Regions from separate parts of the Homo sapiens genome. Here region 2 is linked to region 1. A link is a loop called in an ENCODE intact Hi-C map of the cell type or tissue named here. Cell type or tissue: B cell. All regions are shown on one strand. Links, peaks and the distances in the headings refer to the core of each region. The heading gives the core; the rest is flanking DNA.

Region 1 (5,374 bases), core at 263-5,262:
CATCATTGTAGATTCAAATCAACTAAAACACTTCATAATGGGAGAAACTTGGTTGAACAGGAGCACATGTTAACGAAGGGGTTTTGGTTGAGAAACTTACTGAATCAGTAAGACAGGACCCTTAAAAAGGCTACTGTGACTGCAGACTGAGGGGAAGTACCAAAAATAAGCTAATCCTACTCTATTATGCTGGTTAGAACTCACAGAAAGCATTTTATTCTGTTCTACAGAGCAGATACATATTGAAACAGAGACAAATAGGAATGTGTTCAGAGAAGGTCAACTAAATGAATTGCAAACTGAAGGTGTAACAGTTCTCGTATTTTAAGCTCCTACCATGAGCATGGATCTTCACCCAACATATCCCTGATCCTCACAGTAGCCTGGCTAGATGAGTATTTTCACTCACAGATTTCAGAGAGAGATACGGCAGCTCGGAACGCTAAGTGTTAGGATGTGAAGGGGCTGGGAACTGAACGCAGATGTGCCTGGCTCCAAAGTTGGCCTTCTTTCCACTACTCCACACTGCCTCCCTGTTTGAAATAGATGGGCATGTTTGGTTTGAAGAAAAGAAGCCTTGTGGAGTAAGTAGAAGAAGGAAATGTGTTAGCAGTCCTCAAATATTTGTGGAAGCAGCATTAGACATTTTATTCTGTATGGCTCCAATGAGTGCAAATTGTAGAGAAACAGATGTCGATTCAACATAAAGAATTTTCCAACATAGGGGCTGTCTAGAGGGATTGGGTGGCTCAGCCATTTTGGTATGGGACAAATTCTCTGTCCACTGGGGGCTGGGTAACCCTGTGGCAGGTATGCGAGCTCTGCATGTAAGACAATGAATGACCTGCAAGGTCTTTTCCCATCTGATGTAAAATAAGGCTCCAAGATGAACTGGAACTTGGCCAGGGTGATCCTCTACTGAGGGGACAAATTCACAGCTCAGTCTTCCCTAGTTATGTCCCTCAGCCCAGAACCCTTGGTACAACATGCTGCTTTGTACTGAGGGCAAGGCAAATTGAAGACATTATCATCAATAAAATCACATCGAGCCCGCTCTCAACCAAATTAACCAATGTGGCCGGGCGCAGTGGCTCATGCCTGTAATCCCAGCACTTTGAGGCTGAAGCAGGCGGATCACTTCAGGTCAGGAGTTCGAGACCAGCCTGGCCAACATGGTGAAACCCCGTCTCTACCAAAAATACAAAAATTAGCCATGTGTAGTGGTGTGTGCCTGTAGTCCCAGCTACTTGGGAGGCTGAGGCAGGAGAATAGCTTGAGTCCCGGAGGCAGAAGTTGCAGTGAGATGAGATGGCGTCACTGCACTCCAGCCTGGGTGACAGAGCGAGACTTCATCTCAAAAACAAAACCAAACAAAAACAAATTAACCAATATATCCCTGAAGCTACTGGTGTGTTCCTCTTCAGGCCCATTTTTGAGTAAAAGTGTTTGGCTGTAAAAAGCTCAAAAGATGAGTGGCAGACGAGGGAAGCAGTGGAACTGAATAATCTCTTACCCAAATAAGATGAACCTAAATGACAGATGGTTGTTTCTCCAGGTGACAGTATTAGTGGGCACCCCTAAACTATCTTCACACACCCTCTGCATTACTCCACACATCCCATTATCCCACAGCTGGTACTTCTTCACCAGGTACTCCTGCCCCACTATCCCACACCTAGAGGACATTTTATCCACTCAAACAGATAAATAGGCTGAAGGATTCTAATTAAGTAATAGAATCTTGCATTTTTATAGCTCTTTACCCTTTCACATATATCATCTCATTTGTCACTCACCACAGTCCCCTAAGGAAAACAGCTACTTTCTTTCAGACAGGCAATTTTCTAGCTGCCTGGGAGCTAGGAGGAGGAAAGGGCTTCAGCACAGGCACAGTCGCTCTTTCTCGCTTTTTTTTTTTTTTCCTGTTACTACCTTCCCACATTAGATTATGCCTCCAGCCAGAATGAGTCAACCAGGAGCAGGTGCTTCCGTTTTCCTCGACTGCTCTCCTCACCTCACACCTTCTTCAGCTGTCCCCCTCCCTGAACCAGGCCCCCAGCCGCGCCACCACTGCCGCTCTCCGCCCTGGTGACCCCAGCGCCTGGACCTGGACCGACACCTGCAGCTCCGACCCGGAACAGCCACGCCCTCTACCACTCGGTCACACCCGTGTGCCTGCGACCTTTCCAACCTCCAAGGCTGGCTGTCCCACAAGTAGGAAGGCGCAGCCTCCCAAGAAATCGAGTCCCCACGCCCAGGAGGGCGGGTGGAGCCAGCTAACGGAATGACTAAACTCTGTCGCGGGGGTCAAGCCTCGGCGAGGGTTGTGTGACTTTTGTGTTCTCTACGACCCCGAGGTGCTGGGAGGCGACGACCGAGGCTCTCGCCCACGTGGCCCTCTTCTGGACCGGCGGCGGCGCACCTCGTATGGGCACCCACGCGCCCCGGGAGCCCTCCCCTCGCCAGCACAGCCTCACGCCTCCTGGGCCACGCGCACTTACCTGCCCCTAGGACTGGTGTGGCCCACGCACACGAGCCACACCCCCAAGGAGGGCTAGTCCCACTCCTGGAGCGGGCTGCGAGGGTGCACGGGGAGGCTCCACTCCTTCCCCGCCCGCCTCTTACCTGATTCAGGTAAGACCTTGCCTACAGGACTCCATGTTTCGGAGAACCGGTTGCGCATGCGCTTCCTGAGGCCAGAGGTTCTCGGCCTTCACCCTGTTCCCAGGGAGGACCCGGCCACGAATACGCGGCTCGGGGCTAGAGCGTCGCCAGGTCCGCGCACAAGCCCATCGCCCCCGAGCCCAGCATGTGCTGCCGCCTTCTCCCTGCCAGGCGTCAGCGCCACCTATTGCAAAGGGTATGAAATGGCAGGCCGTGGCTTCGACAATAGCCTCCGGCATTGGATAAAGAGAATAAAATTGTATTCGGCCTGATCTGAGTACTTTTACATAATAAAAGTGAAGGCCAAAGAAGTGACATTTTGATAGTTATTAACTACCTAGAGATCTTCGGCGAGCCTTCCGTATTTCAGCCCTTCCCCTAATTTCGCAATTACCCTAAAGATGGTGTCCATCGCCAGCCCTCTCTCTACCCCGTGCTCTCGATCCTTATATTTGCTGCTTTCTGCTGTTCACATGGCGAACACAGGCATCACATACTCAACAAGGGCCAGGTGAAATTCACTACCCTTTCTCACCTCCTCTTTCCCACACTACAAACTGACCCCTGTCCTAAGAACTGACGCTTCCTTCTCTAGTCTGTATCTTGGTTAACGCACTTCTGTCCACCCCTGTCTCCCACACACTGTCACCAACCCCTGTGGAACAGTGGAATGAGACCAAGGGGTCGGGTACCCTTAGATACAGATCCCAACAAGTTCCCTCCTCCCCATCCTTTTCATCTTACCTCCCAAGGGTCTCTTGAGTTCAGCTTGCTCCCCTCCATTCCTAATGCCATTTGCCCTTGTTCGGGGCATTATTTCTCACCTGGACTACTGCCTCCTAATTGGCTTCCAAGTCTCCACCATCACACATTTCTGGTCCATCATTCACAAACCTGCCAAAGTGATTTTTCTAAAATGCAAATCTGATCACATCTCTCTTATAAAACTCTTTACTGACACCCTATTGCTGGTGCTAAATTCAAGCTCTTCAGCTCCGCATGCAAAACACTTCAAAATCTGGTCCTTGCCTTGACTTCCTCTAGAATCTTCTATCTTACCACCTCCATCTTACCCACCCCCACCAAAACCTCATGATCTGACCAAACATTACTAATTATAGTTCCTCCCAAAACACCATGCAGTTTCCTTTCTCCGTGCCTTTACACATGTTCTCCAGGACCAGCTATGTCCTGTCCCACTTGGGCTACCTAAAAAATTCCTCCTCGTTCTTTAAAAATCAATGTAATTTTCACATCCTCTTGCAAGCCTTCCATGAAACTTTCCTATGGAAATGATCCCTCCCTCCTCTGTGCTTTCTCTGTCCCTCTGTTGCCTTATCACATTGTTTTGTGATGATGTTTGCAGACCTGTCTTGTCTCTCCTACCACAGAGCTGAGCTTCTTGAGGACAAGGACAGCATCTTACTCATTTCTATGTCCCTTTTGCCAACCCAACATTTTAATTTTCTTTTTATAGACAAGAGATCTCACCCTGTCTCCCAGGCTGGAGTGCAGTGGTGCGATCATAGCTTGCTGCAGCCTCAAACTCCTGAGCTCAAGAAATCCTCCTGCTTCAGCCTCTCAAATAGCTGGTATTACAGGCATGCACCGTCATGCCCAGCTCAACCCAACATTTTATAATAATGATGATAAGAATGAATAACAGCAAATATTTGTTAATCGCTTTGTGCCAGACTCTGTGCTGAATTTCTCATATGTACATTTTTAACTTCTGATGATTACCCTATAAAGAACTATTATTATCCTAATTTTACTAATGAGAAAACAGGCTTTGAAAGATTAAGGAGCTTGCCCATGGTCACAGAGCTGGTAAATTGTGGAATCAAGATTTAAATCCAGATCTATCTGCTCATGTTTATCTATTCATCAGTTTGGTAGAACTAAAATATTTGAAAAACCACTAGTCATTTTTTAAAGTATTAATGCTTACAGAGTTAATTTATCTTTTAAAGGGAAAACACATAGCTATTCTACTCTAGTGGATGGAAATAGAGTGTTCTAATTTAAACTAATGGTATAGAAAGCCAAATAAATACTCTTGATGTCAGGCTAAATGAGAAAATGATCCTACTTTTATCCCATGTAATCTGTTCTTATTATATGAATGTTACGAGTATTTTTGCTTAGAGATTGATATATTACAAGCCAGTAATAGATTTTTCTTAAAAACTCCTTTTGAAGAAGAGAGATCTAAATTGAAAGACAACCATAGAATGTTTAATGAGTTGTGAGAGATGAAGATACCAAGATATTGTGAGGGACGTGTGAGGTCTAAATGAGTTAATATGTGTAAAGCACTTGGTGGGGTGCCTGGCACACAAGAAGCACTGTATTATTGCTGCCGCTGTTCTTATTAAGAACTTCAAGTAGCTTGCAATCCAGTGGTAGAGATAAACGCATAAGCTGACAACAAGTAATGTGATAAATGATGTAATTTAGCTATGATCAAAATTCTGTGGGCATTCCAAGGGGACAGGGTCTGCCAGGGAATAGGGAGAGTGGCAGGAAAACAAGATGGCACCCAGAGATCCCACAGCTGCAGAGTGAGCACGTTGCTAGAACTAGAGCAACGCAACCTTTTTCAGAAACACTTTATTTGTTGGTAAATCTTTTACTACTAAAGGCTTTACTTCTTAGAATCCACAATGTTTAAAGTTTCCACAGTTTCAAGCACTCCTTTGCCTCTGGT
Region 2 (5,374 bases), core at 274-5,273, 250 kb before region 1:
TATTGGCTCAAATTTGGTTTGATTAGTGGAAAAGGACAAACTAGAAACACATCCATGAATACATAGAAATTTAATTTACAATCATGGTGGCATTACATATTAATAGGGACACGAAGGACTGTTCAGTAAATCGGGTTACCACACGCCTTCCATATGGGGGTTGGGGGAAAGGGAGGAGTAAAATTATTGAATTCCTACTTTACACCATTCAAAAAAAATAAGTCCCAGATAGATCAATCTCGTGTGGAAAGCAAAACTTTAAAACATTAAGGAAGAAGACATAAGAGGCTACCTTTATGCATCAGGTATGGAGAGGTTTCTTTAATAATCCACAAATGACACTATAAAGAAAGAGATCAATGAATATGAGTACATTTTAAATTGTCTATAGTACAAAAGACATCAAAAGCAGTTAAAAGACAAGCCACAGACTGAGACAATATATTTAATGTTTACACGCATGAATTCCTACAAATCAGGAGGAAAAAAGATAAAACATACACGATCTACTGAAAAAAATGAATGAAGACTGTGAAAAAACAAATCACAGACTTGGAAACCTCAATAACCAACAAACATATGGGGAAAAAATGCTTAACTTTGCTAGCAGTGAGGGAAATTCAAATAAGACAACAAGATACTGTTTTTTAAAATAATCAAATTGGCAGGAATAATAAAAATCTTAATCTAGAAAGTGTTGAAGATCATGTGAGGGAAACGTGAACTGTCACACACTTCTGATGGGTGTGCAAATTGAAGCATTTGGCAGTCTCTCGCAAAACTGAAAATGTGTGTGGAGCCCGGCAATTCCCCATCTAGGTAGATACATAGAGAAATTCTCACATATGTGCAAAGGAAACATGTACAAGTAGTACCAAAATATTGGCAGCAGTTTAATATTCATCAATAGGGGAATGAATAAACAGGACACATTTGTATGCATGGATCCACACTATAGCAATTAAAATGAATGAATTGGATCTATATTTATCAACACGAAGAGAAAAAATAAAAACATACCATGAATGAAAAAAATAAGTCCAAGAATAATATGCACAGCCTAATACCATGTTTGTACATTTAAAAAAATCATATAAACCAATATTCTGCATTTTATAGGTTCACATCCAGTTAAATTGTAAAACCCAGACTGGAAAGTTACATACCAAATTCATGTTAGTGTTTGCCTTTGGGGAAAAGGGTGGAGAATGGTATTGGGGGCAGTACAAGGGGACCTTCAATTTTATCAGAAATGTTGAATACTTAATAGATCTGAGGGAGATATAACAAAATGTTAACATATTCATTATATGAGACAGGTATATGGGTGCTTGTAATGTTCTCTCTGCATTTTAAATATCTTCACATTTTTTCTAAATAATAAAATTAAAACAGCTAGTAAATTATTCTATCTGATAGATTTTAATGTGTAGATTAACGAAGAGTTAATCGTCTAGAGGAACTTCAGAAAAATTAACTGTTTTGCAATGGAATCGCCTTAAAAATAATAACACTGACAATATTATTTAAAAACTGCTGAAATGAATAAAGTAGATTCTATAGGTGTCAACCTGGATAGCTGTCAAAATCATATTGAGGGAAAGAAGTTGCAAAATGATATGTATACTAGTGAACCATTTACTTAAAAATTTTAATAAATAAGCATGGAGATATACATATATTTACATGTATAATTAGGTAATACGGGTATCAAAACAAATGCAGATTAAATAGCCACTTTATAATACTAATTACCTAGAAAAGTGAAGAGGGAGAAAGGTGAATGGAACTGGGGAGGGAAACAAAGTGACATTCAACTCTATCTGTAATGTTTAATATAAATAAAAACATGAAACAACTATAACAAAAATTTCACATTTGATTACCCTAGGCAGTAAATACATGAACGTATGTTATTCTTGATACATACGTATTAATTTTCAAAAGAAAAAGTACTGAAGAACTACAAATAAAATGCACACAATTCACTCATATAAAAGCTTGTATACATCAAAAACTAAGATATGACTATTTTTAGAAATTATCCTGTTTGTTTTTCTATGTAGTTTTACATTTTTAAAAAGAAAAACGAGGGAAAAAATGAGAGCAATGAAGACACGTAAAAGAAACCGTACATGCATTTGATTATAAAAAAGGCAAACCTCCACAATCACAAAACACCATATGAGCATTCTATATCATGTGCTGCATTTCCTTACATTTAACTTTCGTCAAAAGCAAATTACAAGATAATGCCTAATTGGAAACGTGACTTTCTATTATTAAAATGGTGGGAGTCCATTTTAATGTGTTTATCTCGCCGCTAGACTATAATTTATATCTCAGCGTTTAAATTTGTTTGGATGCCAGTGACAGGTTAATGCAGTTTAAACATGCATTTTTCTTTCGTTGGCTGAATAGTTAAATCGTTACTCAAAGGATTTTAAGTTTCAATTTCAACCGGGAGAGGATTCTTTGCTTTTCCAAGGTTAAAACTGTTTCTGGTTCGAGATGCTATTAATTAATGGCTACGTAGCGGATCTATTTAGGGAACTGCTCCCGGCCCCGGGTTCACAGTTGACCTGCTCAATGAGAAAACTTTTTTTGCTACAGACTTGGGGATATTTGCAATTTAGTCTGAGAGCGGCGAACGGGGAGTGAAATGGAATTCGAGACCACTTCGCTAACAATCGCAATTATGAACCGAAAGACATGTCAGGTATTAGCAATTTTTTTCCTTAAAAAAAAAAAAAACTTTCTGGGACTCCGCGGGACACCCAGCTGGCGACGGACCAGCGGGCGGCGGGCTGCGGGGAGGGGGGGCGAGGCTGCTGCAACCCAGAAGTTCCGACTGGGGAGTTTCGCTCTGTTACCATTACCTGGCTCGCCGGCAGAAGAAAGAACGCGGAGACAAGATAATTTCTGAGGCTGTTAAACATGACTTAGCCGGGGGCCGCGCGTTCCGAGGGGGTGTCCTGCGGGCCGGGGCGGGTCTCTGCCGCCCCCGCGGGCTCCGGTGCGTCAGGGGCGCGTCAGGCGGGGCGGGCTCCGCGCGGGCGGCGGCGGCAGCGGCGGCTGCGGCGGCGGCGGCGGCAGCAGGCGGCAGGCGGCGAGCACCCGGCCTCCTGCTTCTCGCTCCGAGGCTGCGGGACGGACGCTCCCGGGAACTCCGTCGCCCGCGGCCGGCCGCGTTCGGACGGCGCTCGCCGGCGGCCGGGCGGTCCCAGCATGTCGGCCGCCGTGGCGTGCCTGGACTACTTCGCCGCCGAGTGCCTGGTGTCCATGTCCGCGGGCGCCGTGGTTCACCGCCGCCCGCCGGACCCCGAGGGCGCGGGTGGAGCCGCTGGCTCGGAGGTGGGTGCGGCGCCGCCGGAGTCCGCTCTGCCGGGTCCGGGGCCACCGGGGCCCGCGTCGGTCCCCCAGCTCCCGCAGGTCCCCGCCCCCAGCCCCGGCGCGGGCGGCGCCGCGCCCCACCTGCTGGCTGCAAGCGTCTGGGCGGACTTGCGCGGCAGCTCTGGCGAGGGCTCCTGGGAGAACTCGGGGGAAGCTCCACGCGCCTCGTCCGGCTTCTCCGACCCGATCCCGTGCTCCGTCCAGACCCCGTGCTCCGAGCTGGCTCCCGCCTCCGGCGCCGCGGCGGTCTGCGCTCCCGAGAGCTCCTCCGATGCGCCCGCCGTCCCAAGCGCGCCTGCTGCCCCGGGCGCACCAGCAGCCTCTGGTGGGTTCTCTGGAGGGGCCCTAGGGGCAGGCCCCGCCCCCGCCGCGGATCAGGCGCCCCGGAGGAGGTCTGTCACACCTGCTGCCAAGCGCCACCAATGCCCCTTCCCGGGCTGCACCAAAGCCTATTACAAGTCGTCGCACCTCAAGTCCCACCAGCGCACCCACACGGGTGAGCGCCCTTTCTCCTGCGACTGGCTCGACTGCGACAAGAAGTTTACGCGTTCCGACGAGCTGGCCCGCCACTACAGGACGCACACGGGCGAGAAGCGCTTCTCCTGCCCCCTCTGCCCCAAGCAGTTCTCCCGGAGCGACCACCTGACCAAGCATGCTCGCCGCCACCCAACCTATCATCCAGATATGATCGAGTACCGGGGACGTCGTCGAACTCCCCGCATCGACCCGCCACTCACCAGCGAGGTGGAAAGCTCCGCCTCCGGCTCCGGTCCCGGCCCGGCGCCCAGCTTCACCACCTGCCTGTAGGACAGTCATTGCTGTCAGTCTTACCCTCAAGGATGATCCCCCAGGCCGTTGTCCCTGCTTTCTCTCTGCCCATCCTTCTTTCCCAGAGTCATTACACCAAGGCACAGACTGGTTCCTCTGCTCTGAGGGTGGGTCCAGGCAGACATGTGGACTCTGGGGAGGTACTGGGGGCCGGAAAATAGCGGGAATTCTTGCAACGTGTATATCATCCTAAAAGTGGGGGTTGCCTCAAGACAGCCCCCAGGAACTGATAAGAAGGGATGAACTCCCGTACTCTCCAGAGTACTGAAGATTCTCCCCTCCCTGGAACCAGGGATGTGAAACTGGAATTCTCAGATGCCTGAGGAGCTCCCAGTCTCAAAGGACTCTGGTGTCTCACCCATCCACCAGGGCGGACCTTGGAGAGGGTGTCAGGGGTGGCAGTCTTGGAAATGTCCAGGACTGGGATGGTGAGAGGCCTTTGGAAACAGAAATGATTTCTATTTCTGTAAACAGCAATGTTTACTAATTTATTTTTAGCATCTTTTAAATAGGGATCCCAGGTTGATGGGAGGCTTATGCCCTCCAATCCCCCAATTGCCCCAGCTACCTCTGCTAGGAGAGGCCACATAAGCTCCATGTAGATGTGTGGCTGGGAGATACTTCTTGATGTCTGGGGTGTGAGTCTGTTTGCAGGTCCTGTTGCATGATTTGGAACCCTGCGCTTGCGTCGTAGCCCTTCTCCCCATTTGGATTCCTACTTGAGGATGGTAACTTCCTGGCTCACTCTCACGCTGAGATTGGTTAAACAATTTGAAAACTACCGTAAAGGCACCAGCAAGAAAAGGGTGGTCCAGACTAGTTCCCCCTTCACTCAGAGAGAAAACTCAAGCGACCTTAAGTTTGGGCGGGGCCCGAAACAAGACCGCTCATAACCATTGATAACTTTCAGGGAAATAGAGGCGTGTGGACACAGCTGCCCCACCTTATGTAATCTCAGGAGTGGTAGATTCTGTTAATTTCCTAATGGCTAACTAGGGGGTTATTTCCCTCAGAGTCTGCAGATTTTCGTTTCTGAAACAGGTGAGTTGGTGGGTGGGAGAGGGAAGGGTAACAGACTGGTTTCTTCCAAGGAGCTGGCTGCCTTGGATTTGAGGAAGGAGTAGCAAGGTGATAGCTATTATGAAATAGGAGG

The links. Hi-C counts contacts between places; a loop is a spot of excess contacts. Peaks named below come from ENCODE experiments on the same cell type or tissue, not always from the same donor. Only the 100,000 strongest peaks of a DNase experiment are listed, where the experiment ranks them.
Region 2: a loop joins it to region 1, with 4 times the contacts of the local background. A loop is called at or near these places in 18 of 110 quality-filtered maps.

What each region holds. Positions count from the first base shown.
Region 1 is chr7:130,483,647-130,489,020 of GRCh38, reverse strand. It overlaps MESTIT1 (MEST intronic transcript 1, antisense RNA), which reads left to right. Exons shown (of 2, transcript NR_004382.2): 2 at 1-2,979. It also overlaps a transcript of MEST not described here. Among named protein-coding and RNA genes, the nearest start is that of MESTIT1, 4.6 kb to the left of the region's middle. RefSeq lists a silencer at 1,855-2,074 and an enhancer at 2,162-2,211. In B cell, for the core only: CTCF peaks have their summits at 2,629 and 2,830 (motif pointing left); a DNase peak (open chromatin) is centred at 2,690; H3K4me3 peaks cover 1,156 bases; H3K27me3 peaks cover 559 bases.
Region 2 is chr7:130,731,888-130,737,261 of GRCh38, reverse strand. It overlaps KLF14 (KLF transcription factor 14), which reads left to right and starts at 3,055. Exons shown (of 1, transcript NM_138693.4): 1 at 3,055-5,374. The coding sequence starts at 3,229. The coding sequence ends at 4,200. LOC105375508 (a long non-coding RNA gene) reads right to left here and starts at 2,998. Exons shown (of 4, transcript XR_927978.3): 1 at 2,880-2,998; 2 at 293-341. RefSeq lists silencers at 3,242-3,321, 3,392-3,551 and an enhancer at 3,447-3,984. In B cell, for the core only: a CTCF peak has its summit at 3,456 (motif pointing left); DNase peaks (open chromatin) are centred at 2,951 and 3,371; H3K4me3 peaks cover 2,045 bases; H3K27ac peaks cover 437 bases; H3K27me3 peaks cover 2,732 bases.